2 separate regions of the Homo sapiens genome follow, and region 1 is linked to region 2. The links are chromatin contacts, found by Hi-C in ENCODE. All regions are on one chromosome and are shown on one strand. The core of a region is the stretch at or near the end of the contact, and the rest is flanking DNA. Distances in the headings are between cores, read along the strand shown. Region 1 overlaps PDE4B (phosphodiesterase 4B). Region 2 overlaps PDE4B (phosphodiesterase 4B).

Evidence for each region. Hi-C counts contacts between places; a loop is a spot of excess contacts on that map. Pooled maps may share reads with other maps.
Region 1: a map with no recorded cell type shows a loop between it and region 2 (12-fold over the local background). The contact joins two enhancer-like sites. A Hi-C loop is called at or near these places in 11 of 37 single-sample maps with no recorded cell type and 12 of 50 pooled maps.

What each region holds. Positions count from the first base shown.
Region 1 is chr1:66,273,553-66,276,810 of GRCh38, forward strand. The region is part of intron 7 of PDE4B (phosphodiesterase 4B); the gene reads left to right. Among named protein-coding and RNA genes, the nearest start is that of PDE4B-AS1, 220 kb to the left of the region's middle. Within about 2 kb of position 1,684, at least 9 of the 41 ENCODE cell types and tissues checked have a DNase peak (open chromatin) inside an H3K27ac peak, as active enhancers do.
Region 2 is chr1:65,810,618-65,813,575 of GRCh38, forward strand. The region is part of intron 1 of PDE4B (phosphodiesterase 4B); the gene reads left to right. Among named protein-coding and RNA genes, the nearest start is that of PDE4B, 19 kb to the left of the region's middle. RefSeq lists an enhancer at 1,555-1,784. Within about 2 kb of position 1,542, at least 2 of the 41 ENCODE cell types and tissues checked have a DNase peak (open chromatin) inside an H3K27ac peak, as active enhancers do.

The DNA.
Region 1 (3,258 bases), core at 434-2,933, 460 kb after region 2:
CAACTCACCCAAAATTACTGTTAATTATTATCTCAAAATCTCTGTTATTACACTTGTCATACTGTATTGTAATTATTTCATTTTTTCCCATTCTAAACTAAAAGCATCCCAAGTTCAAATACTAATCCTCTTTTTCTATATCCTCAATTTATAACATAAAGCCCGGGACATAGCAAATGCTCAATAAATGTTTATGGACTGAACAAATAGGGATGAAATAATGCCCATGCCTGAACCAGATAAGATTAGAAAGGAAGTGAGGCTCATGTTCAGCTTTGTTAAGGCTTACTGAAATATCTGCTAGCTCTCAGGACATGTGCATAGTGCTGACATCCCTTGCTAATCTTGACAACGTGTGACTTTCAAGGCACTTGAAGTGAACTCTTTGTTATCCATCACTTCAGGAAGAAGTGGCAGTGTTAAAAGAAATGGAAGAAAAACAACTAAATGAATTTTTATCATACTATATTGTTCTCTTAGTGCCTGGCATTGTGCTTGCCACAAAGTAGGCACTCAAGTAGCATATTGAATGGAATTGGTTTGAGAACCCAGTTAATCCTTCAGAGAAGTTACTTCTCTGAGACTCACTTTTCTTGTCTGAAAAATGGGCATTTTTTTTTTTTTTGAGATAGAGTTTCACTCTTGTTGCCCAGGCTAGAGAGCAATGGTACAATCTCAGCTCACTGCAACCTCTGCCTGCCAGGTTCAAGTGAGTCTCCTGCCTCAGCCTCCCAAGTAGCTGGGATTACAGGTATGCGTCACAACACCCAGCTAATTTTTTTTTTTTTTTATATATTTTTAGTAGAGAAGGAGTTTCACCATGTTGGTCAGGCTGGTCTCGAACTCCTGATCTCAGGTGATCCACCCTCCTCGGCCTCCCAAAGTGCTGGGATTACAGGCATGAGCCACTGCGCCCAGCTGAAAATGGGCATTTTAATATTCTATATGTTAAGATTGTTGTAAGGGCTAAATGAGAAAAGCTTTATATAGTGATTAAGAGTGAAGACTCTGGAGTCAGACTGCCTCTTTCAAATTCCAGCCACACCACTTTGTGACCTTGGGACAAATTGCTTAACCTCTCTGTGTCCTAATTGCCTCGTCTCCAAAATTAGGATGGAAATTGTGTGTTTTGGTTGTAAGGATTAAATATGTTAACATGTATAAAGCATGTAGAAAGTCCCAGTGTTAGTATTGGTGTTATTAGTGTTATATAACATGACTCAGATAGTACTCAGCACATAGCAAACCACCAATGTGTGGTAGCTAAGATCCCAGCCTTCTGGTATCAGTAGAGAACCACAACAGAAAGCCCTGTTGAGCTCTTTCTAGAAGGTTCTGGTCTACTTTGCTTCCATAATAATACCATCTGAAGGGAGTAATTTTTGAAGTTTAAGACTTTTTTTTTCCTCCTGAGACTATAGAAATCTTGTTATATAGAAATAGTTTTAGAGCTGAAGGTAGAGTTCTCCAGCTCATACATGGGAAAGCTGAAAAGTCAGGAGGGAGAATGGAGCTGACACCAAATATAAAGGGACACCCCTAAATACAGCTTTTTCTCTTAAAAGCAGAGTGCAAAAAAAGATTGTCAAATTACTTAGGACTTCTGGTAAACCAAATCTTAGTTAACTGAAAGCCCTGTCTTGCATAAGCCTGACAGGATGCCACTTTATATGATAGCATCATTACAGCTTGTACAGCACATCAAAGTTGTATTGAAATACATGTTTCAGGGTTGGTACACACCTATTCAGGCATAGGTGTTACAACCCAGGAAGCTTAGCAGGGAGTAGCGCTAGGAGCTGGTGCAAAGCCTCCCTTTGCAGAGAGGACAAAACCCACTAGCAGAGTCTGCAGGAAGGGAAGAGGATTGGCCCTTTTGGGAAAAACTTTACACCCTCTCCAATTACTGCTGAGAAGGAAAAAGCAACCTCATACCCATCTTAACCCATTCTCCTCTCTTTATTGGAAGGGAGGGAGATAAAAAAGGAGGTTGGAGTTAGCCTAGAGAAGAATGAATATGGAAGTTTGCTAAGAGACAAGGAAGGAAGAGGACCACCGAAGTTCCTTTTTCTGCCTCCTGCTTCCCCAAGTGGGTATGATCCTGGGGGCAGGGTGAATTCTGCTTGCTTGCTTCTGATCAACCCCGAGCCAGCACATTATGAAGTTGCCTCCAGAACTGTTCTCGGAAGCCAGGAGCATTTCAGGGAACAGCCTTTCACCCAAGAGGAGGGAAACAAAGCAGGGACTGTCCCCTCAAAATAGAGAACAGGCAACAGAACTCACTGGATCTTTTTCTTGGTTTATTGTCTTGACTTCCTCCCAGTCAGAGCTGTTGACAAGCACCAAAAGCGACCCCTTGGAGTTTTCTGTATTTTTCCTACCCCCTGTCTGGCTGTGTCCACAGAGTAAGCTGGGACCATGGCGATTATCCAGCTTATTTGAATCTTACAGGCAGCCAGGTCAGATAATGCTATTTTCTCTCTGCCCCCTCAGTTGTATTTGGGGCTTCAAATTTCTAGGGTCTAGTCTGGCTAGCACTGCTGGTCTAATAAACTAGATAATGTCCAAAGCCCACATGTGTGCCTCTGATTTCAGGAAAGGTAAGGGGCTAGTGCTTATTCCATTTCTGGTATGTGCCAGGCACAGTGCTAGCCCCTTTGAATATATCACGTCACCTAATTCTCCAAACTAAACTTCTTTGCGTATATTATTGCCCCTATTTCACATATTTGGAAAAAGAAGATTCAGGAAGTATGTGGGGCTCACTCAAGACCACAAAGTTAGTGATAGAATCAGAACTGAAAGCTAGATCTGTATTTCTTGAAAACCCATGCTCTTTCCTCTGCAGTCTAAACCACACTGTCTCTGCCTCCATCCCACTGTAAACCTCAGATGTTATAGCTTATCAAGAAGGGGATGGGGAAAATGTCATAGCAAGAAAGCGAAGTGACTGGACTACCAACAACCTTAATAATTATTACATACTAGAGGACTTTCTTTAATTTCTTTCTCATCTATCCATTTTATTGTAAGTAGTAAGCAAAGGTGTAAGTCTTGAGAGAAATACATCTCACACGTCCATTATTCATTCATTAATGTATTTAATAAACGTGTTAAATTCATACTGTATACAAGGCACTGTGTTAGCCACTGAGGATGCTGTGATGAAGAGAATGTATTCAGACCCTGATCTCATAGATCTTACGGCCCAGGAAATAATGCATAAATAAATTCATGACTATACACTTGATAATTGTA
Region 2 (2,958 bases), core at 292-2,791:
GAAATGGAGAGGTTCAGATTAATACTTTTTTCAGCATTACACAGAGCCAGGATTCAAACTTAGGTCTATCTGACTCCAAAGCCTATGCTCTTACCTACCACATTGACTTGTAAGACTTTTTCTTAAAGGGTTATATTTTAAAATTATTATTAATATTTACAATTATTTTCTATTTAATTCTTTTCTTAAGTACATAAATGCCATAAGTGCTACCCCCTTTTCATGCAAATATAGTGAGTTAATGTGGAGGATCTACTACTAAATGCCTTTAGGATTCTGCTAAACGCTTCGAATACGTTAGGGTTTCTCAACCCCAGTGCAATTGATACTTTGGGCCAGATGATTCCCTGTTTGGGAGACAGCCTGTCTCGTGCATTGCAGGGTGTTTAACAGCATCCCTGGCCTCTACCAACTAGATGCAAACAACACTCTCTTTTCCCCCTACCCAGTTGTGACAACCAAAAATGCTTCAGACATTATCAAATATCTTTTGTCAGAGAGGAAATCACCTGAAGTTGAAAACTAATGGTCTACATTATCTCATCTTATCCTTAGAACACCCCATGAGGCTCATATCATTATGATCTCAGCTTTACACAATAAGAATAACTTGCTCAGGGTCATATGCTGAGAAATAGTATCTTCAGGGCTCAAATTGAAGGCTTACCTATGACTTTGGACTAATTTTTGTTGTATTTCATGGACTACGTCTTGTCTTCAAACTTAACTTGAGCATCCTCAAGGCTTGGCTATGTCAGATTCTCCTTTTTCTTTTGCCCCAAGGGCACCTAGAAAAGTACTTAATACCCAGCTGTGCTTTGACAGATGTTCATTAAGCAAATGACCCATTTTATGTGGGTCATATTTAAATAAGCATATTTTAAATAAAATAGAGCTGAGTGCAGTAATTAAGAATCAGACACATCACAGGTTTACATCTCATTCCTGCCATTTATTAGTTATAGGATCATGGAAAAATTTTTGACCTATTTGATTTCCTCATTTGTTTGTGACTAATAATCCCTCCTGTGGATAATGTGAGGAGTGAGTTAACATATAAAGTCATCTAGCATAGTACAAGACACAAGGTTACAAAGTTAAGTACATGATAGCTACTAGTAATACAAATAATATTAATATTAATGATAGTAAGGTGGCTTGGATTTTCTCTTTATATTATGACATAATTTACATATACTTTTATTTCAATAAATTTAGAAAAAAATTTCTTGTCTGCCTAAGACAACTTGAAAGCTGCTGTTTCATTAACGTTAAATAAAAATTACATGAAATATAAAATATACAGAAGGTAAATGAGGAAATTAGGGGGAAAAAGTAAAGCCAAACAAACAAACCAAAAAAAACCCCAGGACCATTAAAAGACAAAATTAACATATTGTAGTACTGAGGTTTCAGTGAGGAATTAAGCTTAGTTCCTTTCATTTCACTAAAGAAGTTTTAACCCTTGTGGTGGCTCAAGGGCTAGGGCTTCTTTTGGCTTTGAGAGCAGATGAATTGACTCATCCCTGACCTCAGCCCTCAGCCTTCTGCTGATTTGGCATCTCTAGCTTCCTTCCCCGAGGTCTGACCTTTTGCCTCATTTCCTCTGACTCAATTTTGGGTTCTGTTCTTGGCTTTCAGTTTCTGCTCTGAGAGTTCCTTTTCTAAATTTCTGGGTCCTCTTGTAGGTTAGTTACTCACTTGTTTCAGTTTCTCTGCTGGTCTCCTTCTTAGGGTATGGCCCTCCATGCTCTGCCACACCTGGGTTGCATCAGCTGCTCAAAGGCAGCATTTCTCACCTGCTGCTGCTCTCCCTGATCCAGGGCCAACTTGGACAAATCCCTTCCAAATGTAATTGGCCATAATCATGTAGGTTTTAACTATAGGTTGGTGGCATTAAATTTCCAAGACAGTAAAATGTCAGGGTGGAAATTCATTGTTTTTAGATACTGGAGGGACTTTCTGTGTTTTAAATGCCTCTCAATTATTTTTTTCATCCATTGGCACACTTTGGAATGTTAATATTTGTAGTAAATACTGAACTACATAGATAATGCTGTTTGTGGTTCTAGGAATTACATGCCTATCCTAGGGACTGAGGGGACGACTGTCTCAGCCTCCTATATGATATTATGTATAGAAATGCACTGGTTGAGAAGCTCTATTCTAAAGTCTCCATGAAAACACAAATAGATAGCACTGGGCAGGGGTTGGGAGAGAGTATAACACCTTAAACAATTATTCTCTAGCTTCTTTATTTCTATTTGCCTGTCAACTGCTTTCTAAGGGTCCTAGACAGCCCTGGAAAAGTTGCCCCAGGAATACAAAACCTTAAGAATGAAGATAAGGACACTAAAGTTTCTGTAGGGGCTGGAGAGGGAATACCTAAATCTATTCTAAGACATGTTGGGAGATACTAAAACTGGAACGAGATTGGGAACAGGCAGAGAGTTAGGAGGCTACCGAGGGAGTTCAGGAATGAGGTATTGAGGGTTTGGTTTATTAGCTGCTCACCTGTAGAGGAGTGAGTCACTTATTTAAATTCATACAGAAAATATGTAAGCATATATGGTGGGTTGGTTGTTAATACTTTGTCAAATGCATGCCACTTAACTAATCGTGGGAGGTCACTATAATTACCATTTAGATGTGAGAGGTATACGGAGGGAGAAAGAAGTCAACAGTAATATGCAAGTTACTATTTTAATTAATTGGGGGAATTGAATTGCCATTCACTAAAGAAAGACTAAGAAAAAGATACAGTTTTGCTGGGGGAAATGGCATGTTGAGTTTTGAACGTGCAAGTTTGAGATATTTTTGCCATATAAAATAATACCTATCTGAAAAGTATTTGGAAGGTGGTCTGGAACTCTCAGGAAAAAGCCAGATCAGAGTAAACAGATTTTAGAAGTGAACAATATAGAGATCTATACATTTTCATTGTGGGCCCTGGAAATC